2 separate regions of the Mus musculus genome follow, and region 2 is linked to region 1. The links are chromatin loops, found by intact Hi-C in ENCODE. Cell type or tissue: left cerebral cortex. All regions are shown on one strand. Links, peaks and the distances in the headings refer to the core of each region. The heading gives the core; the rest is flanking DNA.

Evidence for each region. A loop is a pair of places that touch in the nucleus more often than their neighbours do. Peaks named below come from ENCODE experiments on the same cell type or tissue, not always from the same donor. Only the 100,000 strongest peaks of a DNase experiment are listed, where the experiment ranks them.
Region 2: a loop joins it to region 1, with 4 times the contacts of the local background. A loop is called at or near these places in 2 of 42 quality-filtered maps.

The regions. Positions count from the first base shown.
Region 1 is chr4:128,443,794-128,453,445 of GRCm38, reverse strand. Csmd2 (CUB and Sushi multiple domains 2) reads right to left here. Exons shown (of 71, transcript NM_001281955.1): 27 at 4,168-4,359; 28 at 897-1,035. Among named protein-coding and RNA genes, the nearest start is that of Gm33656, 84 kb to the left of the region's middle. In left cerebral cortex, for the core only: no CTCF peak of the experiment used is centred there; DNase peaks (open chromatin) are centred at 4,176, 7,445, 7,684, 8,504 and 3 more places; H3K27ac peaks cover 4,710 bases.
Region 2 is chr4:128,393,120-128,402,771 of GRCm38, reverse strand. Csmd2 (CUB and Sushi multiple domains 2) reads right to left here. Exons shown (of 71, transcript NM_001281955.1): 20 at 9,067-9,282; 21 at 7,682-7,870; 22 at 2,302-2,471. Among named protein-coding and RNA genes, the nearest start is that of Gm33656, 130 kb to the left of the region's middle. In left cerebral cortex, for the core only: no CTCF peak of the experiment used is centred there; DNase peaks (open chromatin) are centred at 2,546, 3,610, 4,721 and 6,808; H3K27ac peaks cover 1,197 bases.

The DNA of each region.
Region 1 (9,652 bases), core at 852-8,851:
ACCAAGACATCGTTGGGATGGAAGATGATAAATGGTCAAGTCGAGGCAGGAGGTAGTAGCATGAAGATGGAGATGTGGGAATTTGCTGTCATGTGTACATACGTACTATTCAGTGGTCACCTATACCATACACCATACAGTGGTCACCTTTGGACATTGTTCCTTCAAGAGCTATTCACTTTGTGTGTTGAGAGAGAATTTCATCACTAGCCTGGAGCTTGCCAAGTAGGCTAGGCTGGGAGCCTCAGGGAGCTAGCTGCCTATCTCTGCCTCCCCAGTGCTGGGATTACAACCATGTGTCACCGTGCCTGACCTTTTAAGTTGAGAGACTTAGACTTGTGTGGCAAACACTGACTGAGTCACCTCCCCAGCCCATGCTGGAGTCTTTTATCAGAAAAGTTCCTAATGGGTCTGTTGGGGTAGTAGCCAGGCTTAAGTAGTCCGGAAGGCCACTGGAGGGAGGAAGCAGGGAAGGGATAGGGCAGATCTATGGAGAACTGCCTGGGAATGGAATGAAGGTGTGAGTGCACGGGTTAGGTGGAAAGGTCACGGAGACCTGCAAAGCTTCAGGATGGAGGGAGGCACTGGGGAAAGGGCCAGCCAATGTGTTAGGACATGGAGACCCAGGTTAGGGCTCCTTTGTGTTTAGCAGCCGCAAAAGTGTAAGAGAAAGAGTGTTAGCTGCTTTGGAAACTATTGCAAGAATCCTGCAGACACAGGTCCCGGGGCAGAGAAGACATTCAGTGGATGCTGGAGCCCCACCCCTCATCTCTGACTCTCTTACCCTTGGACCTGAGAACTCTGCCACACACCTGTGAGGACTAGCCTGGCCACCCAGGTCCTCAATCCCGGAGGTCTCAAACCCCTTGGTGTCCCAGCCCGGGAAAGGTACATACGTGTTAAATACCAGGGCGATGACGTAGTCTGGAGAGACGGTCACTTTCCAGTCACACTCCTTGCCTGGTGGGTAGGGTTCTGGGTAGTTTGGTGACAGAATGACTCCTGATGGCCCGGTTAGGTCTCCCCCACAAGGAGCTGAGGAGAGAAGGCGAGGAAAAGTCTGTCCCCTTTACTTGGTCACTTAAAAATAGGCCATTTTATACGATGTGCATTTCACCTCAGGGGGAAAAAATAAAACAAAACACAAATAAAAAGCCCATTGTTGTTGCTGATGTTGAGACAGGGTCTTGTGTAGCCAAGGTTGGTCTCTAATTTGCCATGTGTAGTGAAGGATGAGTTTGAATTCCTAATCTCTGCCTCTGCCTCCCGAGTGTTGGAATCACAGGTGGTTTGCCACCATGCCTCATCTGGCATGATGCTGAAGATGGTACCTAGGGTTTTGTGTATGCTAGGTAAGCACTCTTATCAACTGAGCTGAATCTTCAGCTCTCAATAAATTATCTTAAGAAAAAAACCAAAAAAACAAAAACCAGGTTCTTCCTGGCTGTGACCTTAGGGAAATTACTTAACCTGCATATTTTTCTCTTGTGTTAAAAGGAGGTGATGTCTCCCTTAGGGGGTGTCTGTGATGCTTAGTGGAGAGGTCTCATGGTCAAAATGGTGTCACCGTCGTCTTTCAGGAATATGAAGTATGTGCCATCTTCTCACTGTCTTATGAATTCAGGAAAGCCTCGTGGGTGTTTACTGCATCTTCCTTGTGCAGGATATCACAGCGAGTGGAAAACACCATCATCTTTGCCTGCCAAGCACTATTGGTCTCCTTGGCTGCCAGCTCTGCTGGCATCTGTTTGGATCCCAGATGCCTTCCAGCTTTACTCCTTGCCTAAGGATGAGCATGCCCCTCATCAGGACCAATGTGCTGCGATTCCTCCTGAGGGTCCACAGTGGCCACCCTCTCCTGTGCTGGTGGACTTCTCAACAGATGGGGAGGATAGGGTACCCAGGGATCCAGCAAGCTGTTTTTCCCAAGGACCTCCTTCAGCCTCTAACATCCCAGGCAGCTCACTGCATCCGGGATGGGGACAGGGATGGGGGTGGGGGCTCAGGATTTCACACCTCAGCTTTGACATGACTTTTGCCCAGATGACCCCTAACACCCCTTGTGGAGAAGCCAGACTCAAACCCAGGAACCAGAGTTCTAAGCTCATGTGCTGACTTCACCGGGAATGGGGCTAGAGCTAGCCTGGCATCCATCACAGACAACGTTTGACAAATATTTGCTTCCTCTCTTTGTTTCTCTCCTGTAAGGCAGGGCCATCAGGGCCAGCTAGCTCTGTTCATGGCAGACTGCCAAGGAGCTGGAAACGAGGGGCTCATCGCTGGGATTTCCAATCTGTTTGTGAGAGGAGGCGCCCTCCCCGAGGCCATGTGCAGAAGTGTGTGCCATGAAAGCTGAATTAACCTCACTGGCCTGCTCAATGCCCAGCTGCAGCCTGTCAGCCCGGCCCAGCCCAGCTCTTCCTTCGCAGGGTGCTGGTGCAAGGACTTACTTTTTCTGGAAAGTATATTAAGAGGGTCACAGCCTTGTGGGACAGGGGACACTGAGAGGGGACACAGAGGCCTCTGGGTGCTTCTCAACAGAACCACTCCCCATCCCGCATCCCCACCACTGGAGTCCGGTTCACTGCGAGGAAGGGAGCACAAGGATTTGAAATAGGAACAAAGAAGGGCATTGGGGGCAGAAAGGAAGGGGGACAAGCATCTGAGGAGATGAGGCCTAGGTATCTTGTCTCTCTACTATGCCACCAGGGAAATGTGCATTTTTCCCCTCACAGGCGAGGATCCCAGGCTAAGACTTGAACAATTTCCACAGTGAATGACAGATCCTCAGCCCATGTTTGGGTCTGATTGTCTGCACACCCCACTTCTCCACAACACTGAGTTGGCTCCAGGGTCTCTTTGGTTCGTGAGCTAACCCCATTTCCACCAAGGAACTGGATCCAATGTCTTGCTTTCAGAACCACATCCTAGAGTTGGGGCAAGTCAAGGTCAGACGTCAGATATCAGGGTGGCCCTTACCGTGGAACCTTCCAGGGTGAACACAGCTGGGAGAGGTCTCAGGAAGTCCCCTAAGTCTGTCTCTAGCAGGGAGGACGCATTGGTGGTGGGAAAGCAGGGGTTTTGTGCTCAGCCTGGCGTGGGCGGGAATCTTGGCTCTTGTGTTTCTTAGCTTTGCAATTTGGGACAAGATATCCAAATTTTTCTATTTTGGTTTCTGTAGCTATAATGAGGGAATGGTACTAAATTCAGGGAGCTGCAGGGAAAAGCTAAATGGGGTTATCTAAGCAAACTTCTAGTGTGAGCCCAGCACACATTCGGACTCAGTGGCCATCGTCATCGTTCCTCTCCCCCCCGCCCCCCTTTTGAGACAGGGTCTCTTTGTATACATAGTCCTGGCCATCTTGCAGACCAGGCTGGCCACAAACTTAAGAGATTTGCCTGCTTCTGCCTCCTGCATACTGGGATTAAAAGTGGGCACCACTGCTGCCTGGCTGGTCTCTCTACTCTTCTGTGTCCACCAGCCATGGGCACAGGAATCAACTGAGTTCATCATTTCACTCGGGGAACAGAAGAACTGAACACATGGGCATGTGAACACCTGGGGCATGTGAACACCTGGGGCATGTGGGCACCTGGGGCATGTGGGCACCTGGGGCATGTGGGCTCCTGGGGCATGTGGGCACCTGGGGCATGTGAGTATTATTATTACTACTGTTATTATTAAGAGCCTTGATCTGTTGAATGGGGAGATTTTAAGACAAAGGGTAGATCGCAGGAACCCTAATCCAGGCAGTCAGCAATTCCCTGGGAGAGGGAGAAAAGTGTCTTTCCTTTGCCCCTGGAATCTGCTGATCTTCTGACCTGGAATTCAACTTAGACAATAGGCTGGAGACAAGAGGACAGATCTGCCTGGCTCAGAACTCTCTGAGATAATTTTTTAAAAGTTCATGGGATGTGCGTGTGTGTGTGTGTATTTGTGTGTGTGCGTGTGTACCTGTGTGTACCTGTGTCTGTCTGTGTGTCTGTGACTGTGTGTGCATGTTTGCATGAGTGTGTATAGGAAAACTGGGTTTTCTGCATCATTTTGCTGAACCATTCTCCTGGCCCCAGGCTCAAAAGGCAGCTAGCTGCCTACTGTGTAGAGGAGCCTGGTGCCCACAACCCCAAGACTGGAGAGAGGAGCAGATGCCTGAAGCTGCTCTGTACCGATGCACGTGGGCGGGCTGGGCTGCCAGAAGAATCGGTTCTGGATCTTCACGCAGCTGATCTCTGCGCTCCCCTGCAGAGCATAGCCTGGGTCACACTGGAACACTGTGCTATCACCGGCTTCCCAGCTGTCACCACTCCGACTCCCATTCTGCGGGACTCCCGGGTCATTGCAGGAGGTTGCGGTGGACACTGAGGCAAGAGAACAGAAGAGGGAGGTGACAGTGTCTGCCTGTCAGCCAGGCTCACAGCTCATCAGCTCTGCTGATCATCATGCCCTTGACAGTGACCACTAATAGAGCTATGTCATTGTATCCACCAGCCTGACCCATTTACATCACTGTCACCACTGGACCAATACCTCACTGTGACCACTGGGCAGCTAACACAGTGGTTCTCAACATGTGGGTCACGACCCCTCTGGGGCTGCATAGCAGATATTTACATCATGGTTCATAGTAGTAGCAAAGTTACAGTTATGAAGTAGCAACAAAATCATTTTATGGTTGGGGTCACCACAAGAGGAGCTGCATTAAAGGGTCGCAGCATTAGGAAGGCTGAGAACCACTGATTTAGTAGCAGCAGATGCATTTTGGAAGTTTGGTTGCATTGCTATGAGTGCAGAAATGAATCACGTTTACAAATACTAACGTTGTTCCCCAGACAAAGCTTTGCTATCTCATGCCATGATCAGTTTGAATGAGGGGAATACAGTTTGAACTCCACAGATCTAAGCAAAAGAGTTTGGGAAGGATTTGGGGTTGGCCTGCTAGGGTTGCCCATGAGGGTCCCAGGGAGTCTGCTGAGGTCAGGTCTCTCCCTATGTCAAAGGAGCCACGGACCCTTTAGACCTGCACCATGTTTAGGGAAAAAAATCAGATACTTGTAGCCAGTGGCAGAACTGAGCTCAAAATCAACCTGAGCGGCTGGTCTGTATTAAAATCTCAGAACAGGGGCTGGGCAGACGACTTGGGTGCAAGAGCACAAGGAGCAGAGAACCCTTGGGAAAGCCATGGCAGCTGGCCTAGAGCCCCAGCACTTGGGAAGTGGGCTCAGGGGATCTCTGAGACAAGCTGCCTAGTTATGATGACTGAATTGGGATGCGTTGGGTGCAGGGACGATTCTCAGCAAGAAAAATGTAGCATGAACCAGGAAGACACCCAGCATCAAACCCTGGCCTCCAAACCAAGCCAGATATGCACAGACATCCATACGTGAGAACACGCATTTATGCATGCATGCCATATAAATAACATATACATACGTGTGAAAAAGTGGGGGTGGGGCTCAGCAATGGAGGAGAGGTTTGTGAAATGGTGCTTAACTAAGTCTAATAGGGAGTGGGTTTATAGAGTAAGCGGGGAATAGAAGGGGGGAAGGAAGGAATAAACGATAATAGGAGTGAGTGAGTGAGGGAGGGAGGCAGGGACGGAGGGATGGAGGGGAGGGAGAGGGAGGGAGGAAGGGAAGGAGGGAGGGAGCATGACCCAAAGAAATTCAGCTTACGTGGTGGCATAACATCACTGTCAGTGAGTCATGGGACAAGGAGGATGGTGCTGTTGCTACAGCTGGTGACAGAGGCAGGGAGGTGACAGTGGCCACTGACAAGGGCAGAGGAAGGACTGAGGCAACCATCATGCCCTAGCTGTCACCCCAACCCTGAGCAGATGGCAGAACCTGTCCCTGTAGCATTTGCTCTGCAGAACCCAGAGGCAGGGATTTTCTGGAGATCCTGTGATTTACCTACAGCTCCCTAGCCCACAATCGGGAGACTTTTACTTTATAGTCCAACCGAAGGATCTGCTATGGCCCAGTGTATACAATTCACATTGGCTTTTACACAAAGGCATGGGGCCTCCAATAGATTCTGGTCGGTCTGTCGATGGCTTCCAACGTCTGGGGGAGATGCACCCATTCTGCTTTGCCACCAGAAGCACTTCAGTGGCCATGGCCAAGGAGTGGCAGCCCCAGGAGCCTGTTGCCATCATCACTCAGTACAAGATCTGGGATTGCGTGGCATGCTACCTTTGATTCCACAACCCCAAAGGCAGTAGCTGACTAACTATAGCCCACAGGTAAATCTGCCTCTGCGCTTATTTCCACAAATAAAGTTTTATTGAGACACAAGCAATGGCCATTTGTTTACATGGCACCCCGCTTTCATGCTTTGAAGGAAGAAAGTGAGTTGTACCACGCCACATGGACCACAAAGGCTGAAGGACTGGAGTCTTTGACAGAACACTCTGTCAAAGCTCGCTCTGTGGTGTCTTATCTCCTTATCTTCCTTTCTCTTTCCTTCTTATGTCTCCCTCCCTTTGTTGCTCCTTCTGTCTTTCTACTTTTCTGCCCCCCTCTTTCCCTTTTGAGAAAACGATCTGAGAGTTGAACCTCGTGCTTCTTCGAGCTAGGCAAATACTTCACCATGGCTTTGTTTTGAACATTTTACATTTTTAGACAGGATCTTACTAAGTTGTGCAGGCAATCCTTGACCTTGACCTCCCAAGGCCTCAGCCTCCTTGGGTTACCCAGGGCCACAGCCTTATGCCTCCATGCCTGGCTGCCATCCTATCTCAAGCTCCCCCCTTTTGAGGATGCTAAAACTATCCCTTATTTTTATTCACTTTAAAACGATGCTCTATCACTATGTTCCGGCCACAGTTCTATACACCTCCCCACATGGTCTGCTCATGCCCCTCCCCCTTCCCCATCACAGGACTTTGCACACCTTCTGTTTGTCTGGAATGAACCCGAAGCAAGTCTCCTATGCCAGCTCCACCTTGATGTTCAGTTTTTAGCTCCAGACCACTTTTTAGACAGGTCTCCTTTATCCCCTTTCTGGTCTCAGCCTTAACCTTCCCTGCTGCCACTGCCGTTTTCATCAGAGTATCCTGTTCTGTTCTTGTCCCAGGACAATCTGTAACAATCTTCCTAATTTATTTGTTTGCCCCTTCCTTGTCAATATCATCCCCCGGCATCTCTCAACTGACAGAGACCATTCTGCTCATCACTCCATCCCCAGAGTCCTCGGGACTCAGCCTGCCACAGTGCTTAGTAAATATTTGCTGGATAAATGAATGAATGAATGAACAGATCATCATCGTTTGACACTCGCTGGACTTATTTAGAAAGTCAAATAAGAATTATCTTCTGCCTTCCCAATTAAAAACAGACTTAGCTTTCATCCCCAGTGTCACGGGGTGTTGTACATATGTAAATGATTCCCTGGGAGAAAAACAGCTTGCAGTTCTGGCCACACTCAGAAAGGTTATTTATATGCTAGGCAACAGAAATGCAGTGATTAAGCACCAGGTTTGGGAATCCTGGACGCACGGGTTTCGATCTAGACTCTGCTGCCTATTAACTCTGTGACCTTGTGTAAGAATCCACACAGCCTGTACCTGCAGCGTGGATTAATAATAGTGTCTGTGGCAACACGTTTCTGTCAAAACTCTTAAGAGATGATCTAGTGGGGAGCTTAGCTGCCGCCTGCTCTGTAGATGGCTGAGATCACGATGCCCGCTCAACTCTTGTGGGTCTCAGGTTCTCTCTTGAGTGCTCCTGGATTTGAGCAGCTTGCTAAAGCCTCCAGGGAAAGGCTAGATCCTCCGGGTACTGACAGGATGTTAGCTATTGCACAGTCATGTTTACTTAATAAAGCCAAGCAGCTTGTGCTAATCGTGCCTGGCATTTCTGCCCAATCCCTCATCAAACATGCACTACCAGGTTCATGTGTGGTAAGCTATTCCCTCTCCCGAGAGAGGAGTCCTGGTATTTGCTAACTGATGACAGCAACAGAAAGGGTGACCTTTCCTGAACCTCCAGTGTACTCAGAGCACAGGGGGCCAGGTTGTCATGGCCTTTCTGGAACCCCGGGCTAGGTAGTTGTGATTGCTCTGACCAGCATGAGATTGCCTAAGGAAACACTTGGTATCAGGGACACCCCACCACCCCAGCCCTTCTCATGTGATCATGACTTCATGTGTAACAACACCTGCTGCATACATGGATTCCAGGGAGCCTGAGAGGTCTGCTTAGCCTTCATACTTTAAGAGAGATGTGTGATGCCAAGGAGATGCCACTCAAGATGGGCAGGAGGTATTGGCTGGCGCTAGAGAAACAGAAGCGAGATGCTTGGGGGAGCCAGAGGCTGCAGCAACTAATTCATAACAGGGAGATTAGGAGGCAGCAGCTTTGGAGACAAACCTTGAAGGATGGTGATGACTCTGACTCCTGGGAGCTGGGCCTGGCCAATGCACGACAGAGCTGCAGGAGTGAGCCTTACTTAGGTGGTTCACACAGGAGAGTGCCTAGGGACCATCCTGTGGGGCTACCATGAGGACACAGAGGAGTTCGGATGGTGCAGATCTGTGGGATGCTTATTTGGGATCCTGTCTTAAAACATCTCTGTCAGCATGGGCACAGTCAGAGAACACGCACTGCATGTGTGCTTTAATTATTCATGTTGCTCCTTCCCCAAGAGAGTGCCTGGGAATCTTCCACACCCTCCCTCTGTATGCTGGGAATCGTCTCTTGCTTCTATTGCTCATCCCAGCAATTGCTAACATTTGCTCCATGAAATGCCAGTCTCCTGAGATGGCCTCAAAAAAAAGTCATTCCTGGTCAAATACGTTTGGAAAGTGGGACTTACCGGACACATTTTGAATTTGTGAGTGTGAGCATCTGGAATACTCTCAGACGCTGCACTACCATTACAGATAATCTGCTTAGGTTGGCCTCCACCAAGCCTCTTTCCAACAGGGCCATGCACATTTGTTTTTTTTTTTTTTAGTACCAATTAATATTCCATGGACCTTCAAGAATAGACTGGAAATGCCAGGCCAGAAGATAGCACAGAAGATGCTGTGAGGACAAGTTACTATGTCCAGGTCCCCTCGGTATCCCGGAGGGGACTTGTTCCAGGCATTCTCCCAGGCATGAATACTCAAATCCGTGATGCTTAAGTCCCTTGTGTAAAAATGGTGCACATAACCCATATGATCTCTGGTGTATGTTAAACCATCTGTAGATTACTTCTAATACTTAATATATAGTATGGAGATAGCTATTATACAATATTGATTGGGAATAGTTACAAGAAAAAAGTCTGTGTATGTCCAGTACAGATGTGATTCCACCCCTCACACACACCCAGAATTTTTGGTCCAGGATTGACTGAATCCATGAATACAGAATCCACGAATCCCCCAGCTTGAGTTGCTCAGGAAGTTGGAAGACAGAAGAGAAAGTCCGGAGATTCTGAGTTCTGGAAGATCAGCCAAGTCAGGACCTGGGCATTTGAGTATTGCCAGTTTTTGGCAGCTCTTTGTCATGCAGCTCCGTGACTGGCCACTGCCGTGCACGCTTAGATAACCTGAGATTACTAAGATCACTCTCATGCTTGGCTTCCAGTCCTTTCCAAGACCTGCACTCACAAAAGAACCAGAGGACACAACACGGACACTTCCAGAATAGAGACCTACACCAC
Region 2 (9,652 bases), core at 442-8,441, 50 kb after region 1:
GGTTAAAGAGTCCTGAGGGTTGTGGGAAGAGCTAGGACAGGAAAGGGACAAACAATGTCAACCCAGTTTCTTTGCTTTCTCGTTTCTATAAGTTTGCTCTAGAGCAGTGGTTCGCAACCATCCCAGTGCTTTGGTCCTTTAATACAGTTCCTCATGTTGTGCTGACCCCAAAGCATAAAATCATTTCTGTTGCTACTTCATAACTGTACTTTTGCCACTGCTATAAATTGTAATGTAAATTATCGGATATGCAGGATATCTGATATGTGACCTCCCCAGGTAGAGAGCCACTGCTCTAGAGGGTTCAATAATTTCAGGGAAGTGTGTGTGTGTGTGTGTGTGTGTGTGTGTGTGTGTAGTTGTGTATTGAGAGCCACCAACATGTCTCAATGTCCACCAGGTTATTTTATATGTGCTTCAGTTATTTTATGAGGAGTGAGGTAAGCATGAGAAACACTCCCACCTACACAGTGAGTGAGCAAGTACATGTGTATGTGAGAGGGAGAGGGAGAGGGAGAGGGAGAGAGAGAGGGAGAGGGAGAGGGGGGAGGGAGAGAGAGAGACACAGAGAGAGACAGAGAGAGAGAGAGAGAGAGAACAGACTCCAGGGATGGGTCAGTGTACCAACTGTCCATAAACATGACAGTCATTTAATGGCTCCTCTTTCTACTTCCCAGAGTAATGGCCTTTGGCTGTTCTGAATGTTCCTCATGTCGGTATTTCTCTGGCTGCTGAGAATGAAATCGTATTAGGATAAGCTAGTAAAGTTCCTTGGCTTAGGATGAAACTGACTAAATCTGGGCAATGCTTTCCATATAATCCATTTTATTACTGCAGGTCTTTAGTACATTCTCCAAGTTCAACTGTTTATTACCCACACACGAATTCCCTACACATTATCAGCGGCTGCCACTTAAGCACACACAAAGAAATCCAAGACAGATGTCTCTCAGGCTCTTAATAACTCCCTCTATCATCTGAGCCTTGCCATTTCTTTCCCTAATGAGCTTGCTTCCTTCAGCCCATTGACACACAGAGGCCATTGTTACAGTGATGCTACTGCATGCTCAAAGCATATGTAAGCACATGTGCACAAAGCATGCTGATGTGCGGTGCAGATGCAAGTGAAATAGATGTACCAGGCCAGACACACATTCACAGACATGTGGAAATGAACATAAGAATGTACATACCCAAACATGTATACACATGTACCATATACACATTTACATACATTTACACACATTTATATACTACATATCCCAAACATGTACACACATAATAGACATACATGTGCTCACACATACACTATCCACAAAATATGTACAGAGGCACATAATGTCTATACAAACAGTACATAGACAATACACCTAACATGTACATATGTGTACTTACATATACTCTACACAATATATACATACATGTATTCATATACTGTATACAACATATATACATGTGTTCTCATAATATACTACATATGTAATATATATGTATGTACATGTATGTATACATACCATAGACATGCACACATGTTCTGTGAGCTCTTAATTGTTCTGATTTAAGGTCATAGTTTCCAAAAAACTGATCCATTGACTGGTTCAACTGACTTCATCACCTTTTAAAAAAAGTGTGTGTGTGTATGTATGTACACACACATGTAATATATATATATATATATATATATATATATATTATATGTATTACATGTGTAAATATATATAATTTATATATATATGTATAATATATATTACATGTGTAAATACATGTTTTGTGTGTCTGTGCATGTGGGTATGTGCTCGTGTATTGAGTGTGTGTGGTGGCGTCAGTGGCAGATGCCTTCCACTGTAACTTTTCTACTTATTGTTTAGAAGCAGGGTCTCTCACTGAACCTGAAACTTACTGAATGGCTAGGCTGGCCAGCCAGAATACTGCTGTGCTCCACACTGATGGGCTTTCACACTGTGTGGACACAAACTCCTTATGCTTCCTCAGCAGGCACTTTACTGACTGAGCCATCTCCCCATCATTTGATCAGTCCACTCATACATCTGTGAGGGCAGACAGTTCCTAAGAAGTGTTAACCCACACCTCGTACCTTTTTTGGTCTTCTTGTCCTCCCAGGTGAGAATGCCCACCAGGACTCAGGGGGAAGTGTTGGTCTTCTTGTCCTCCCAGGTGAGAATGCCCACCAGGACTCAGGGGGAAGTGGGGACTTTGGGCCATGCACACAGGGACGGATGGGGAAGAAATCACCCTTTGCACATGGTTACCTACACACCGTAGGAAATCAATTGCCATTACCTTGAGGAGGTCTCCTTCAGCGAGCTCAAATGCCTTGGCTTTAAGCTGAATCCCCTTCCCCGGCTGGGTCTGGATGGAGTAGATACACTCGTGGTTGTTATTGTAGTTCACAGGAAAGTTGGGGGACAGCAAAGTGCCCTGAGTGCCTGTGACTGAGTTCCCACACTCCGCTGGAACGACAATTAGAATATCCACAGATTAACCCACTCACACAGAAAGCTCTGCATAATAACTTCACGGGTATGCTGAGGCTGTCTGCTTGCCCACACTCTCTAGGACAGCCTACCAAATTTTTACCAGCTCTAGCCTGCCTACAGTTCTGCCTGCTTTCTTCATCTTTCTTTCTTTGCTTGTCCCTTTTCTGTGGAAATAGAAAACATATCACTGGATGCCCTCTTCTTTCACTGCGTTAGTTTATAAAGCACTGGTCCCTTACATCTGTTGGTATCATAGCAACAGAAGGATGTTAGAGAAGGAGACAGCCAAACCTAGAAAGAGGAGAACTTTAAGTATTCAAAGACAGGGACTAGGAAGTAATGAGACTGAATAATAATCACTAGCCCTTACAGGCAAAACACCACAACCACTTTACCAGGGTCTCAGGCAAGAGCCATGAATGCCAGACTATTGAGGCAAGTATAAGCCTTCTTTCCTAGTTTACATAAGTGTCGATACATTAAGAGGAAGGGCTGGGAATGCTACCACCTTGGGCCTGTGTTAGGGGCCTGAGGCTCTGAGAAAGTTTTTGCACAGGCCTATCAAACCTCTGCATCTTGCACCAATCAAGAAAACCATCTTGCCTCTGGAAACCGTGTTTCCTCTCCTGCAGAAACAGTCTTTTCCACTCTTCTCAGGCCTGTGTTTATAGAAGGCATCACACATTCTCCTTACGTTGTTAGTATTTCCACCCCCTTCCCTGTCTTATAATTCCTTGGGGAACTGTCACACTTCCATCTCTTCTACAAGTGGGTAGTGCCTGGCTAACTCAGGCTTGGTGGCAGGGCATAGCTGGGGGGGACCTCTCTAAAATTACTAATTGTGAGGCTCTCTCTGTAACTCCCTGTGTTAAGGAACCTGCCACATTATTCCCTGCTTGCCTGTCATTTGTATTCATCTCCTAGCCAAATTCTGAGCTACATGAGGCCCAGGACCACGCTTGAAGAAGCTGTACATTTCCAAGGCTCACATCTGTAAGATAAATATTTGTTGAGTAAACGGATGAATGGAGGAATGTGGCCATACTCCGATCTCAGAAGAGGCATGGGGCTAAAAATAGTCAGGTTCCAGAAGGATGGAAACGGGAGTCCAGATGGCAGGCTCATTGCTTGTCTGGACAGATGGGCGGTTTGGAGCATGTCTCTGCGGTGGTTGGTGGCACAGCCACTTTCCCCTGCCGCTTCTCTGTGTCCTTACTCTTGGCTGGAAGGACCTTCAGGTCCACTAAGAGGCCACTAGCCAGCTCTAGTTCCCCTAAGCCAGGAGTGTGCTAGATGACACCCACAGGGCACATAGAGACCTTCAGAACAGAGTCTCTATGGTCTTTGTCATATGCTTGTCCCCAAAACTACTCTTAGTTCTTTGAAGGTAGACATAGTCACCACTAAGCACCACTAAGTTTCTAATTGTCAGCGGGCCCTGTTCCCTGGCCCCTATTCTATTCTCTGCTTTAGTTTCCCAAGACTTTGGATAGGACCTTGTTTATCTCAATGGAGACAGGGTCCCTTGAGTACTTGACACAGCCAGTGAGCACAATGAACAATATCAGATAAATGTGCCAAACTGGGATGTAAAACTGGGATGTAAAACTGAAGGGGAAAGGTGGGTGGACACAGTGGGATCACAGCTGCTGACAGTCTCCAAAAGCATGTTCCTAAAGGGCATAATTCCTGGGTGCCCTCGGATGAGGCTTGGGCAGCTGCTGAAGGCTGTGCACAGTTTAACACAATGGAGGCAGAGAAGTTATAGCAGCTCCCTGGGCGCTCTTTATCCGGACCGTATCCTCTGAGACTGGAGAGTGAACATGTAAGGTTTGATGTATGAAACGGGGAAAGCACAGAGGGAGTGGCCCACATGGTGGACATTCACTCAGTGTAGCTCTTCCTCTTTGATTGCAGCTTATCCGCCTCCACTGGGTATCCTATCTGCTCTGGGGCTATCAGGGTTCTTATGGGAAAGTTCTAGCTATCAGGCTCACGATGCCCCAACTGCTTCTCAAGCCCCTTGCTCCTTGCCCAGCTCATGACAGCCGCCTTCCTCAAACATGGTCTCTGGCAGAACTTTAGACTGTCTTCCCAGCGCCAGCTTCCTGCATTCCAGCTTTTTGTCCAATCTCTGGCCTAGCAAGACTTCCCTGTCTTTCCCATTCACCCAGAACACCCAGGACTGCTGTGTCTCCGAGGCGGCCAGTCCCTGCCCAATGGCAAGGTCCTGACTCCCTGCCAGAGCCTTGGTTCTAGGTACAAGACAAGGGACAAGAGGAGGAAGGGATGTGACACTTGCTTCTGGGAGAGTTTCCAAAGAGGCAGGGGAGATGAGCAGACGCCACAGGAAGCCAAACATGGGTGTAAATGGAAACAAACCAGCGCTGCAGAGAAGCAAACAGGCACATGCCCAAGAAAGAACCTCTGCTGATTCGGACATCTGTGACTTCTGCCGCTCCTATCAGACGAGGTCTCAGGAAGGGCAGGGGCTGTATTTTATCCATCAGTCTGAGGCTCCTGAGGGGGAGGGTTAGGTCTTCTCCGTCACTTTGGGGCTTCCAAGGACAGGACCGCATCTCTTATTGCAGACTGGGGTTCCCTCCCAGGGTCAAGGCTGTCTCTTCCACATCAAATGCAGGCGCCCCTGAGGTCAGAGGCTGGATCACCCTGTCACACCATGTTTTAGAGCTCGGGGCTGTTTGTACACTCCGTGGCTGGGAATGCTCCTGGTGGCATAGAGTGGGCTAAATCATCTAAGTGACGTCTTACGGTGAAGGTGGCAAGCAGAAGCACCCCCATGGGTGGGCAGGCCTGCCATGACTCTGGCAGTAGTCTCTGCTGCAGGGCTGGTTGTAATTAGAGGTGATTATAACCGCTGCGTGTTATTAATACCATGTGAAACAGAAGACAAATGCAATAATGAAAATATTGTGCGGTGTCGTGAACAAACAGTAATTGGAATAATGAGTTAAAGGATGAGTTGGTATAATGAGACTGGAGAGGCAGGAGCTTTAGCGGGGTGAGCATCTGGGGGGCCTGGGAAGCCCCACTGGAGACGAACTCTCTCCAAGGCCCTCATGGAGGGGCTTTTCCAGATGCAAGGGCAGCTGCTGGTGGTCAGGTCTGAACGGGACCTCCCCCAGGGCGAATTCTGTTGCAGCTTTGTTGTCTGATTGCTCTCCCTTCTGAATTTGTAAAATATTATTGACAAACTAATGATAAGTCGTTAATCCATAAATAAAATGATAAAGATGTTATTGGCAGAGTGACAATTACATGGCTCCCTGTGGCTTTATGGGGACGATGTCACCTCATCCAGAATGCATCAGATGTGGTTAGCTCCATTTTATCAATGAGGAAGCCAGGCAGAAGGGTCTGGTGGTACTAATGGTTTAGTGATTGGCAGAGCAGAGACCCATGATTTGTGTGCCTGCTCAGTAGGGCCTGGCCCAGCTCCCAGCCTGAGCAGTTGTCCTCTGCGGAGCTCCGGGCTCCATGGCTTTGTCCAGGGCAGGGCTGACCTCACAGGTGTGAGGGCTACCTCTTTACCTTTCCTCCTTTCCTGTTGTGTTTGTGCACTTGCGCATGTATATGTGTAGGAGTCAGAGGTCAGTGTCAGTTCTATTGTCCACTTTGGGTTGTTTTTGAGACGGGGTCCAGTAAACCTTGAGCTTGACAAGGTGCTCAGCTGGGTGGCCAGCCAGCCCCCAGGGATCCACTTGATTCTGCCTGCTCAGCACTGGGATTACAAGTGTGTGCTACCATGCTTGGCTTTCTTATGTGGGTGCTGGGGATGGAACCCTGGTCTTCATGCTTGCAAGACATTTGACTGGCTGAGTTATCGCTCCAGCTCTCTCCTTTCTTCTACTTGCCTCTCCCCTCCCTGTCTTCTTTCTCCCTCTATTTTATTCTCCACTCTCTGTCTCTGTCTCTCTCTTCCTTTCCACTTCATGACTGAACTAGAGAACCTGCATGCAATCTCTCTACCGCTGAGCCTTAACCTTAGCACCTCATGAGTGTTGGTGATGCTGGGTTCTGTTTTAATGGACGCATGATGCTCTGATCTGTTCCTTATGTTTTCTAAGAGCTCCATGGCTACCTGAGAGCATAGTGAGTTCTTCACTGATTCATCTGTGTTCTATTGGGTTCAGCACTGAGGCCACTGAGCAAATAGACCTCCATCCATAGTAACAATTGTCCCCACCTCCTACGGTGTCACCCTACTTTCTGTTCCCTTTGGGCCCAGAGCACCGATCAACCTTCTTTTGGACTCTAGCAGCAATGTAGGCCAGTCCAGTGCCAATGCCCCGCCCACTCCCTGTCTTCCTCCATCTCCAGTTCCTCTGCCACCTGCGCCCAGCTGCCAGTCCAGCTGCCTTCTCAGCTGTTCCTCAAAAACCAAGCAGCCTTGTGGCTCAGGTCTGCTCCATGCTACCTCCTCATGTCCAGCTCCTCTGCATCTCTGCTAAAACACCCTTCACTAGAGGGGTCCTTCCTGCCCACGATCACAAAGCAGCAGCCTTCCTCCGTCACTTTCTCTGCTTACACAGTATATACACACCTGTGTGTTCTTGGTGGATTCCCCACTGAGTGGGGTGAGGGATGGGGAGTCTCTCTCTGTGGTGAGGACTTTTTTCATCTCCAGGAGCTAGAAGCTCGACTGGGGTATACTAGGTGCATCATAATTGATCACAGCTCCTGCCCTTCCCCCTCCCTGGGTGAAGAGTCTTTCTAGGGATTTTCCAAGAGCAGATAGCTCTACACAGCTCGATTGAGAGTCCTTTTGAGTAAAGGATATATATATATATATATATATATATATATATATATATATATTCTCCTCCACTAGCCACCCCCCCCACACACACACATATTGCTTTGCAAGAGGCATCTGAAAGCTAGAGCCTGTGCTAATGGCTGGAGGTGGACATACTGAGGTCAACTGCACCCAGAGCCTATCAAAACTTCTTGGCAAAGGCCAGGTCAGGCCATAGAGCAGATTCCTTTGCATCTTACAGAGGTAGTTAGACTACGCATCCAAGGTCCCCCTGCAGGTAAGTGTGACTGTATGGATCCTCAACCCAGGCCCATGAGCCTCCCGGTCGGGTGCAGCCCTCCGCCTCGCTCTAAGTTTGGCCCGCCCAATAAGGGAAGCAGAAGGAAAGCACGTGACCACCTACCAACACACCTTGGCAGAGGCGAGCTCCACAGGCGCCGTCTGCCCCCCAGGCACGTGATGCGGGCCGTGCCCTCCAGACGGTACCCGGGGAAGCAGGAAAAGGTCAGGGTGTCGCCCACACCAAACTGCAAGCCCTTTCGGATGCTGTAGGCTGGAACCTCGGGCTCTTCGCAGGGCTCCAGGTCATACTCTGCAGAGGAAGACAGTGGGAGTGTTAGTCTTGGAGACAGTTGAGGACAGCCCCAGCACCAGGGAAAAGGACCAGAGGAAAAAAATCCGAGACTACAGCGTGCTAGCTCCCAACAAGTGTGGGGAAAAGGAGAGCCATCCTGAGGGCTCAGGCTGAGAGAAATGTTGGGAGGCTCAGAATCTGGGAGAAGTGCTCCACAGAGGACTTTTGAGAGTCCTCCCTCTGCCCCTACTTTGGGGTTCCACTTGAACCTGAAACCTGGGCCTGGCAGGTGCTCTGGAATTTCCCCAGGCACCAACCAGCTTCACACAACCAGCCATTTTCAGGGAGTCAGGATCTGTGATCCTGCTTTGAGCAACTTGCACTAGGATCCTGACTCCAAACGCTTCTCTTGAAGTTTTCTCTGAACAAGGCTGGCTTTGTGGCCAATGATAAGCCCAGTGGGAGGGTAGGTGGCAATGATGGGCCAAGGGCATACGTGATGTCTTTAGTGAGGATGTGACTGTCTCTCGATGCTCCGTGCTCTGTATAGTAGGGAGGAGGGTCCTACTGGCCAGGCCAGCTCAGGCTGGTGGCCTGGGGACTTCAGAGGGCAGCAGGAGGCTAAGCTGGGCTAAGGAGGAGTCCATCAGTCCTTCTGTCTTGCTGATGCGGGAGACCTTGGGTACCTCAGGATGAGGGTGGAGGGGACAGCTGGTAACAGGAGTAAAGGTTTCAAATGCCAAGAAAGAGCCTTCTTTTCAGGATTCCCAAATCCAGAGCTAAAAATACATCACTCTGAGATTAGCGTAGATGCAGATGCTGAATGGGACTGAAACACAGATACAGTGACTCTCATCTCTTTCTATAATTGTTGGGGCTGTGAAACAGGAGTGAGTCATGGGAAATTCGTCAAGCAGGGACTCTTGAAGAAGGAAGGGACTCTTGTGAATTCCTCTAGTTCAGCCATGTGTGTGTGTGTGTGTATGGGGGGGGGGCATGTTCAAAGTGTATCCTGAGTCAGAGAATGAGCCTCCTGACACACGTCAAGACTGTTCCCGTGAAGTCCATCCTTGTGTCTAAGCTAAGTATCTTCACCTGCAGCATTGAGGTCATTGAAGAGCTGAGAGAGAGAGAGAGAGAGAGAGAGAGAGAGAGAGAGAGAGAGAGAAATGGCTCCCTGGTCTCTTCTCCCCAGGGACAGTCACACACATTACCTGAGAAGGTGATGTTGAATCCCTCATAGGACATGGAGAAATCAGAGATGAAGCGGACTTGAGCGGTGAAGTTGCCATAGAGCCCGGCACTGATGGGGGCTGGCAGCCTCGAGCCGGTCAGTTGCCTCAGGGGCTGGGAGAAGCTGCCGTTCTCAGTGATGAGGAGGTAGTCATGGCCGCTCTCCAGGTGGAAGGTATGGAAAGTAAAGAACACGCCTGCAGAGGGGAGAGAGAGCAGAGGCGCAGGCTGGGGTGGGCAGGGGGCTGGAGTCAAGCTCCTTGTTCCAGCGGTCAGCACACGCAAGGGACGTTTGCAGATAATCTACTGCATTGATTCACAGCATTCACTGTGTCTTTGTAGAGTCTGTACCATGCGTGAGATCCAGGGTGAGGAGGAGGGAAAGGCCAACGTGTTAAACAAACGCCTACAGTGAGGGATGGACCCTAGACTGGAGACCAGACTGTCATGGGAGCCTAGACAGCAGTCTACAGCAGGAAGCGGGGCTGGGGAGAGGAAGCAGGGCTGGGGAGAGAGCTCAGTTGGTACAACGTTTGCTGTGAGGACCTGAGTTTGATCTTCAGAACC